2 separate regions of the Homo sapiens genome follow, and region 2 is linked to region 1. The links are chromatin contacts, found by Hi-C in ENCODE. All regions are on one chromosome and are shown on one strand. The core of a region is the stretch at or near the end of the contact, and the rest is flanking DNA. Distances in the headings are between cores, read along the strand shown.

Region 1 (4,741 bases), core at 2,202-4,701:
CTTCTAGCCTTATCTTCTTTGAGCCCAGAGATAGATCTGTGCTGTTGCCCTGCTGCCTGGGAAGGGGCCGGAAGTAGAGTTCCCACCACCACCCACCCCTGCTCATCCAGCTGCTCAGCCTCAGGCAGTCTGAGCCATCAAAGTCCCCTGCTGGCTGAATGGCAGGGGACATGTGGAACTGGGGAGATGGGGGAAGTGCAAAGAGGCACCCCAGATGTGTGTGTGACCACATCAGGAACAGGCGGAACACAGGCAGATGGGTGAGGAGGCCGAGTGGAAGGCCTAGGATCAGCCTGAGGCCACGGGCTCGGGGAACAATTCCCTTCCCTTTCAATGACCAAACACATTGGGAGTTTGGGGAGACTGCAGCAGCAAGCCATTCCCCCTTACCTTGCTGAGGGTTGGTGGCCTCTGAGGCCTGGACAATGGAATGAAGAGCCTCCTTATTGGTCTGTGGCTCCTTGGCGTTCTTCTTCAGCAAGACAAACTTCTCCAGCTGGGCACCAGGACTGGGCTGGGGCTGGACTGGGCTAGGCTGGGGCTGTGAGGGTCCCACCTGTTCTCACCCCCATGCTTCCCCGGCCCTTCCTCCCTGTGACCTTCTCCAGAGCTGCCACAGCTGGAACCATTCTCCAAGCTGCCTTTCATCCCCAGTGCTCCCCCGCCCCCCAGTGGCCCCTGTAATTGTGGTCTTAGGCGGCGGCTGCGGGGGCTGGGGCTGGGCTGAGGGCCAGGGCCCAGGGCAGGGCCAGGGTGGGGACTAGGGGGTGCTGATAGGGGCTTGGCCATGGTGTGGGTCATTTGGGGCTGGGACCCCAGGGGCAGACAGTCTCTGGGCCTCACCTACATACATGCCAAGGCTCTGGACCAACACAGACTCTCCCCTCCCTTCACTGAGAAGTGCTCTGACTTGGGCACTCCTAGACCCTCCTGACACCAGGGCAGAGCCACGCCTGAGTGCAAGCCTCAGTATCACTATTTGCCTCCGGAGGCTTTTTTGTTTTTTTTTAAGAAAGGGTTTTCTCGGTCTCCTTTGCACCTCTGTATTTCACAGACAGTGGAGGTGGGGAAGAAAAGAGACCCCCTCATCAGAGAGATGCCAAAGGAAACTAAATCAGCTCCTCAACCAGGTCAGCAGCGTTTCCCAAAAGGAGTCCCCACCAGAATCACTGGGGATGCTAGCTAGAAAGACAGACACCCAGGCCTTTCCCTGGAAAGGCTGATTCAACTTCATGGGGCCTGGAATCCGCATTCCCACAATGGCCCACCCCAGGGGACACTTGTGCTGCATCAAGCGTGGGAAATGCTAGTGTGAGCGCGTGATGGGGAATAAGGACATCTGTAAGCTGATTATGAGTCCCTTCCCTGTGTCACGTTCCTAATTCTTTCTGGGCCTCAGTTTCCCCAACAGCCAATAAGAATATGACTCTCCAGCTTGCTGGTGTCCTCTCTCATCCTGGGCTGGTGCCTGTCTCCTGTCTTGAGTCTGGTCCCACCCTTACCCTTACCGCTTACCCTTCCCAAATGCTAGTCCCAAGCTGTCCCCGTTTCTGCAGCATGGTAGGGAGAGTGGGGAGGGCAGGGGGCAGTTGGGGTCAAATAAGGCTCTAGCTGACGCAGTCTGCTTGCTGCCCCTGGCTGTTTTCCTGCAGTCCAGCCAGACTGCTCCCCCCCCACTGCCCCACCCCCACCCCCAGCAGCCTCAAGCCCTTAATTCCTGACAGCTGCGGTGGCTGCCGGCAGAGATGAGGGGGAAAGGAGGGGGGAGTATGCCGTCAGCCTGCTGTTGCTCAGGCCGCCCCCACCACCTGACAGTCTGGGGACAAGGAGGGCCCCACCCCCTCCTTCAGTTCCCCAGGGATGGGCAATTCCAGGAATGGGCCTTTTTTGTCTCTGAGCCCAGAGGCTCCCATAGTTTTGTTCCTAAGCCAGCAGGGGCTCTCTTCAGAGAGAGGGGCATGTTTGTGTAAAGGCTTGTGCCCATTTTACAGAGGAGGATGCCGAGGGCACAGGGCAGGAGCACGATCCACTATCAGGGCCCAGGCTAGCACCAGAAACAGACGGCAGAGCTGCCTTTCCCCTGCCCTCTGGCTCTCAGGCCCTTGCTTGGGCCCAGCACACTTGCACTATATCGAGGAGGGGCCCAGTGTTCAGTTGGGGTGGAGGGACAGGAAGATCTCAGCGAGAAGTAGACCTGAGCCAGGAGGCTGGTATTAGGGACCTCCTAGAGGACCATGTGCAGGTGGGGCCAGGGAGGGCCAGGACAAGACTGAGAGTATCTGCGGGCACAGGCAGGCAACACTCAGTGTTGGGGAGGCAGCTGCTGCGCTGGGAGTCAGGAGAGCTGCGTTCGGTTCTCGCTCTTCCGCTAATTTGCTGTGTGACCTCTTTGAGCCTCGATATTTTCTTGTGAAATAAAGGGGAGCTAAATAAACTATCTCAACGGCCACTTCTAGGGTTAAAAGTCTCTCTAACGCCTCCTCCCAGGACGTGCCACCCCGGGCGCTCCTACGCAAGCATTTTCTGGGGGCCTGACACTGCTGCCTCCCCGGGCTCACTGAGGAGACAAGGTGGTCCCCATGAGCCGCATTCCGCAAAGGGGCAGAGGAGGTCTCCGTGAGCAGGAGCAGGAGGCACCTGTTTAAGGTCACACAGCAAAGGGGAGAAGAAACCAGAGGCTGCCAAACTCCTCTGCAGGAGCCCACACCTGCCTCACACCAGGCAGGCCTGGGGGAAGTCCCTCCTCTGGCGGAGGAGGCGAAACACAGAGGCCAGCCCCTCCCCTCCAGCCCCTGCAGGTGTGTGTGTTGGGGTGGGATGGGGGCGCTCCCCAGCAGCTGCGTCTCTGCCAGGCACACACACCTCGCGGTAACACATATCCCCCACACAACCCAGCGCGCTCCACACACAGGCATCTTCCTGTGCACGCGCGCACAGACCCCAACACCTTTCCCTCTGTTGCCCTCAGCAGGGACGCTCCCACCCCCAGTCCCCAGCGGACGCAGTGGCCTCGGGACTCGTACACGCCTCCACGCCCCGCCGCGTGACGTCACGTGGGGTAGAGCCCTGAGACACTAAATGGCGGGGGGGTGGGGGGAGGAAAGGGAAGGCGGCAGAGCTCCCCGAGCCGGGACAGTCACTTACTCTACAGGCAGTGGGGCCCGACACAGACAGCGCCGCCCCCGCCAGCCAGCCTCGCACGCCCTCGGAAGCGCAGGCTCCCGGCGCTGCGCTGGAGGGTTCCCCGGCACCCCAGCCTCCCGTCCCCAGCCCGCTGCACCTCCGGGCCCCCCTTACCCTTGAGAGGCACCGGGAGTTGTCGCGGGGGGGCCTCGGGAAATTCCCCGGACCCCTGTGCCAGGAGGTGCCCGGTTCGCCCGCTCTTCACCCCCCGCCCCCCCCGAGGGCGGTGCCCGGGGGTGCTGCCCCATGGAGCGGGGAGGCGGGCGCCGTCTGCTCCGGGAGCCCTGACCCGAGTCGGAGCTGTGTGTCGCAGCCGCCCCGACCCCCCGCCGATCATGCGCCGGCGCCCCTGGCTCTCCAGTCCCACTGGGCTGTGAGCCCCCCACTCCCAGCCCGTCAGGGCCTGCGCGCCATGGGCAGCGCCCACCCTCGCCCCTGGCTGCGGCTCCGACCCCAGCCCCAGCCGCGGCCAGCGCTCTGGGTGCTCCTGTTCTTCCTACTGCTGCTGGCTGCTGCCATGCCCAGGTGAGCCCTCACCTCATGCTCCGCCCTCCTAGAGAGTTGGGACCCCGGCCTGCAGGGGCCTCTGATGCTCTTGCTGGGGTAGAGGACCCTGGAAGAAGGGAGGGACAGGGTCATAGGAAAGTGCTGGTGCCCAACCAAAGGCAGTGAGCTCCCTCATAGGAGGGGGTTGGACTGGTGACAGGATATGGGCAGTCCAGGGAGACAAGGCAGTGCCCAGGAGCATGATGGCAACTAGGAGGGGAGGTGTGTGTGGGGGGGGAGCAAGTGCCAGTCTGGAGTTCCTGCCCTGTTGGGGGAATGCACCCCCACCTCAGGAGTAAGCACAAGCTGCCTCACTCCTTCCTGCAGCTCAGCCCCAGGTAGGGGCAGGGGTTGGGAGGCTGGAAGGGGGTAGCCCAGGTGGGGTCAGTGAGAGACTGCAGCTGCAAGAGCTGTGTGTGTGTGTGTGTGTGTGTGTGTGTTTTCAATCGAGCCCAGGATCCCAGCAAACTGTGTTGGTAAACAGTAGTTTGTATGTGTGCCCATGTGTGCATGTGAGAGCTCATGGGTCAATGTATGTTAAGATGAACACATGTGTAAATGGGAGTGTCTTTGTGTGTGTGTCTGTAACTATGTCTGATGAAGTGTGCATGTGCGTAAGTGTGCTGGGGTTGGGTTTGTGTGTCCACCACAATGTGTGCAGAAGTGTGTCTATGTGAATGTGACTGAAACATATCTGTGGGAGTGGGCTTGTGGGGAACCCTGTGTGTATGGGCATCTATTCCTGGGGATGTGCATAGGAAATACTGTGGCCACAAGCATGGTGGATGTGTGTGCATTTGCACGCTTACCTGTGTGGGTGTGCAGCTAGCTGAGTGAGTTGCACTGGGCAGGATGATTGTGAGGAGGTCAAGGAGAGAGGAATGTGTAGGAGTGTACTGATGGGCCCAACCTTCAGAAGCAGAGGTTGGAAGAGGGAGTGATTATGGCCGTTGGGACAGAGTGTGTGTTGTTAGATGGGGCTCTCCTGGTCCCCCCAAAACACGTACCCACT
Region 2 (4,507 bases), core at 1,745-4,244, 3.5 Mb after region 1:
TTAGTGTGGCTTCTTTTAAAAAATTCTATCTGCACATGAGTATTTATAACATGCCAAGTGAATGACAAGCTGCCTAGATAAAATGTGTAGATTATGGCTGAATTATAACATGGATTTTTACTGTACAACATTTTAACCAACATTAGTTTCCTAATACTGGTGGAGACTGCTGGTTGCCCACAAAAAAATTCTGTCCTCCACTTCTTCCACAGGAATATAGCTTAAGCTTGACATAAGGTTGCCCTGCTAGAGATAACATTTCCAATTGTTTCTCACTGATGGAATGTTAGTGAAAGTGATGTGTGAACTTCTGCCTCACTTGCTTAATAAGACATTGCTGCTCAGAACACTCTCTCTCTTCACCCTTTCAGGAGCTGAACTTCAGATGTTCAGCCCTAACCCAGATTCAACCATGCAAAAGAGGACGATGACCTAAGGCTCAGTTTCAGGGCATGGTGGAGCAATAAGATGAAAAGAACCAGAGTCATGGAGTAGGGCCATGGAGCAGAGCTTCCTACTAACCTCAACTGCTTGCCTTAGAACCATTCTATGAAAGAGAAATACATGTCTGTGTTCCTTAAGCCACTCTATTTTGGGGTCTCTTTGTTATAGTAGCTTAACCTTTATCCGAACTAGTATTAATATATCCATCATTGATTCCTTTTAAATATGTCATTTTGTAATTGTTACATATATACAAGTGAGCAAAGTACAAATAACTGGATTTCTGCCCTGGCAAAAAAAAAAAAAAAAAAAAAAAAAAAAGGTCGGGGGGCGGGATGTGAAATGTATTTCCCACAGGTATGACTAGTGTTCAGTGATCAAAGAACTACAGGGTGTTTCTCTGGTATCAAGAAAAAAAAATTTTTTGCATGACTGCAAGCTACTATTTGATATCTCTGCACCATTACAGCAGTCTTTCAGTCCTACCACTTCTCAAAGATGTTGATTTTTGTTAGGTTGGTTGGGAAATTCATGTTCAGAATAATCAGACTGGGCCTTAGAAAAAAAAGGTTCTGGGGAAATGGACTTTACCACTGCCCAGGAGGCTCAAGATGTCCTACTCAAGATGTTCAGAGCCAAATTCTCTTGAGGATTCCTTCCTAGATTGAATGACTCCAGCACAATACACCTTCTTATCATGATCTCACTAGGCCTTATAGAGCTTGTCTCAAGGTTATTTTTACAAGAGCCTTATAAGAAAGACAAGAAGTGAGGATTATCATTTCATTACAGGGATAAACTGCGACATATGGTGACTTACATCAGGTGACTTGGTGAGCCACTAGAAGCTGGAATCAGTAACTGATCCTCCATGGAGATAAAATGCTCTGTCTACAAATACAATTCTTTGGCAATTAACTTAATGCTGCGTGTGCCATGTTTTGCTTTGCCTATTTTTCCTAACTGGTAGAAAGAAAAATCGAAGCACTAAATTCGGGAGACACATGATGCAAGTGCCTTCACAGGAAAACATATTTCTTTAACACATAAGCAGAACAGGTCCCCAACGATCACAGCTCCAGCTTCTAAAACCAAACCACAGGGTTTTGCCTCACACCTGTAAATGACAGCCAGAAGCATTGTGGAGAGATGCTTCCACCTCCTGGGCCGGACATTTCTGTGTGTGATCCCGCCAGACATGACAATAACTCTGCGTGTCTTCTGTAAGAGGAAAATGGTTTCCCTTAAGAGCTTCAGCATTCTCTCAGTCCCCTTGACTTTGCTCTCCAGACAGGACTGAGAAGCAAGAAAAGTAGAAACTAGGGCATGAAGGGGACTACATCATCCTGGAAAGTCACATCCCAAAGACATTCAGGCCTAAAAGGACAACTGAATAAATAAGGCATTGACAGGTGTTCATTAATCATTTGTGCAACCAAATTCTTAGTAGGCTTTGCATGGACAATCAGGAAACATGCAGGTTTCTGCTGCAAACGAAAGACGGGGTTGAATTGCACTTTTGTTGCAGACTGATCACCTGGGCCTAATTTGATTGTTGCCTCCCAAGGGATCTCTGAGCCCAGGAGGGAAATGTAGGAGGGAGGAGGGAAAACCAAGGCCGGCCTGCAGGATGTTTCCTTTGCTATCTTCTGCTGAGTGCTCTAAAGCAGGTGCAGGTGCAATGAGATACCTAATCCTGTCCCCAGTCCTCCAGCACTTTGTTCTCTTCTCGTTTAAACTCCCTAAATGGTCTGGTGGGGTTTTCCCAGTGTCATTGCTTAAAGAGAGGCAGAGCGGAAAGAAAGAAGTAGGAGAAAGCGGTAAGCATCTTTGTTCTCAATGCGGAAAACCCAGAAGGGACTTTCCTTCCCACCCACCTGAAAATGTTCCCCAGTTGCCAAATCAGAAGGGCAGGGGCAGCGACGCGGAAGATGACTCAGGGCCCACTTTGAACCTCCTGGGTACTTGAGCAAGCTCAAGGGTGTTCGGACCTCTAGGGAGACGTTGCATCACGCAGTTTGGAAAGAACTTGGGAATTCTCCCTGGGGGGCTCGCTGTATTTACTGGGAACTAGTCTTGCAGGAAGGTGAGAGTACGTGGCTGGCTGTGGGGAGCTGGCGTGGGAGGAAATCCGACTTCACCTTGGGCTCAGAGTTGCAAGGAAGGTCACTGTGGGATCAGCCTGAGCCCAAAAGGATGGGCTAATGGGAGCGGCCGCAGGTGCACGCGCGCTCGGCCGCTCCCATTAGTGTTACGTCTGCCGGGGGAAGAAGGTGGGGTGGGGGGTTGGGGGCGCCGGGAGAAGAGAGGCGCAGTTCGGAGATCGGCACTCCTCCGTCCAGTTACAGGCGGTCCTGCCCCCGTGGCCGCCCGGGGCCGCCCAAGCCCTCCGGGACGGAGAGAAAGGGGGACGCGTTGCGCAAGGTGGAGGCAGACACCTGGGCGGGCGCTAGGACCCGGGCGGCGCACCTGTTGGCTGGGCCCGGGGCCCCGCCCGCCCGGCCTCCGCCCGGAGTGCGGGATCGGCGGGGGCGAGGCGGGAGTGGCGGTGCCAGCGGAGGGCACCGGCCCGGCGTGGCAGCGGCGGCGGAGCGCGGCCCCGGGCACACCATGGCCGAGCTGCTGCGGAGCCTGCAGGATTCCCAGCTCGTCGCCCGCTTCCAGCGCCGCTGCGGGCTCTTCCCCGCTCCGGATGAAGGCCCCCGGGAGAACGGCGCGGACCCCACGGAGCGCGCGGCGCGGGTCCCCGGGGTCGAGCATCTCCCCGCAGCCAACGGCAAGGGCGGCGAGGCTCCGGCCAACGGGCTGCGCAGAGCCGCGGCGCCGGAGGTAACCATGGGCAGGTGTTCGCCGGGTACGGGGAGGGGGCGGCTGCGGACGTGCGGGTCCCTGCGACTCCGCCACGCGGGGCCGGCCGGGCCGAGAGGGCGCCGTCCCCGGCAGTGACCCGGCTCCCGCCGCTGCGAGCGGACGGGGAGGCCTGGCCTTCCAGTAACCAGGATGCCACCCTCCAACGCTGCCAGGGGCAACCGGGTCTATTGAGATATCCCCAGACGCTTTCAATGCAGTCCATTTAGAGACTTCCCACTTTCAAAAGTAGTTAAATTCACGTAGATGCCAGCAAATATGTAAGAGTTACGTAATGGAACGGAGGAGCGGGGATGTCCTTGGCACTTCCCCGGGGAGACGTTCTTAGACTCCCCCCCACCCCCGTATTCTTGCATTTCCGCCCATCCCCCTTCCCTGATGCGCACAAATGCGGGTGCAGCCGGGCTCAGCGCGCTCCTCACCGCGCTGCACCGCCAGCTCTGGGCACAGAACTTGGGGCTCACACAGCTCCTAGAGAGATTTACAACCTCCCTGCACTACCCCCGGCGATGATGTCTTAACAGCAACTCTCGCTTGCCCTCCCCCAGAGTCTGGGGGTCCCTCCTGCCTGGTGGGTCTTTTATGGACCGACACCAGTGACTTCTAACAGATGCTTCTGGGAGGGAAGCTCGCTACGCTCCCGCTAGGTGTTCAAAGCGTGGTTATACAACCCACTGCGGCTTGGGGGGAACCAGCGTGCGTCGTCGTCGCAGTGCACAGGGACTTTAGGCAGCAGGGACCAGACGGGCTGCACTTGGCTTCTGGGGACGCATGTCTACCGGGAGCACTGGCAGCACCTGCCTTTTCCCTCGGCAAAGTCAAAAGTGTGGCGCAGGAGAACAGAAATAAACGTATTAATAATTCGAATTCCTTGTACACAGCCACATTTTGTTCTTCCTAGAAGGTTTTGGTGAAAGAAAGGTGGCCTTTACTTACGTGTAAATTTCTAGATGTAGTAACTGAGGAATTACGAAGAACCTGGCTTCTGTGTGGAATGGAATATTATAGGCATTGGATTACAGAATTTGTTTGGGAGGGTGAGGGTGGTTGTGTGTTCTACTCCAGAGAAATCCTCCTCTGTATTTTTTCCTCTTTATTGTTCCTTCTTTATCCCATGTGACATTCCGGTAACCTATAGATGAGTATGAGAACCCCTCTTTTTTCTCTTGCCTTGTCTTAAAAACGGGGCAGAGTA

What was found. A loop is a pair of places that touch in the nucleus more often than their neighbours do. Pooled maps may share reads with other maps.
Region 2: a loop to region 1 is called in a pooled map, with 4 times the contacts of the local background. The contact joins the promoter of SGPP2 here to the promoter of WNT10A in region 1. A Hi-C loop is called at or near these places in 6 of 37 single-sample maps with no recorded cell type and 8 of 50 pooled maps.

Annotation. Positions count from the first base shown.
Region 1 is chr2:218,877,401-218,882,141 of GRCh38, forward strand. WNT10A (Wnt family member 10A) reads left to right here and starts at 3,452. Exons shown (of 4, transcript NM_025216.3): 1 at 3,452-3,708. The coding sequence starts at 3,596. RefSeq lists silencers at 2,878-2,937, 3,158-3,367, 3,388-3,527.
Region 2 is chr2:222,421,549-222,426,055 of GRCh38, forward strand. It overlaps SGPP2 (sphingosine-1-phosphate phosphatase 2), which reads left to right and starts at 2,995. Exons shown (of 5, transcript NM_152386.4): 1 at 2,995-3,273. The coding sequence starts at 3,055. RefSeq lists enhancers at 2,239-2,538, 3,729-3,878, 3,929-3,988 and silencers at 2,699-3,048, 3,139-3,368, 3,379-3,428.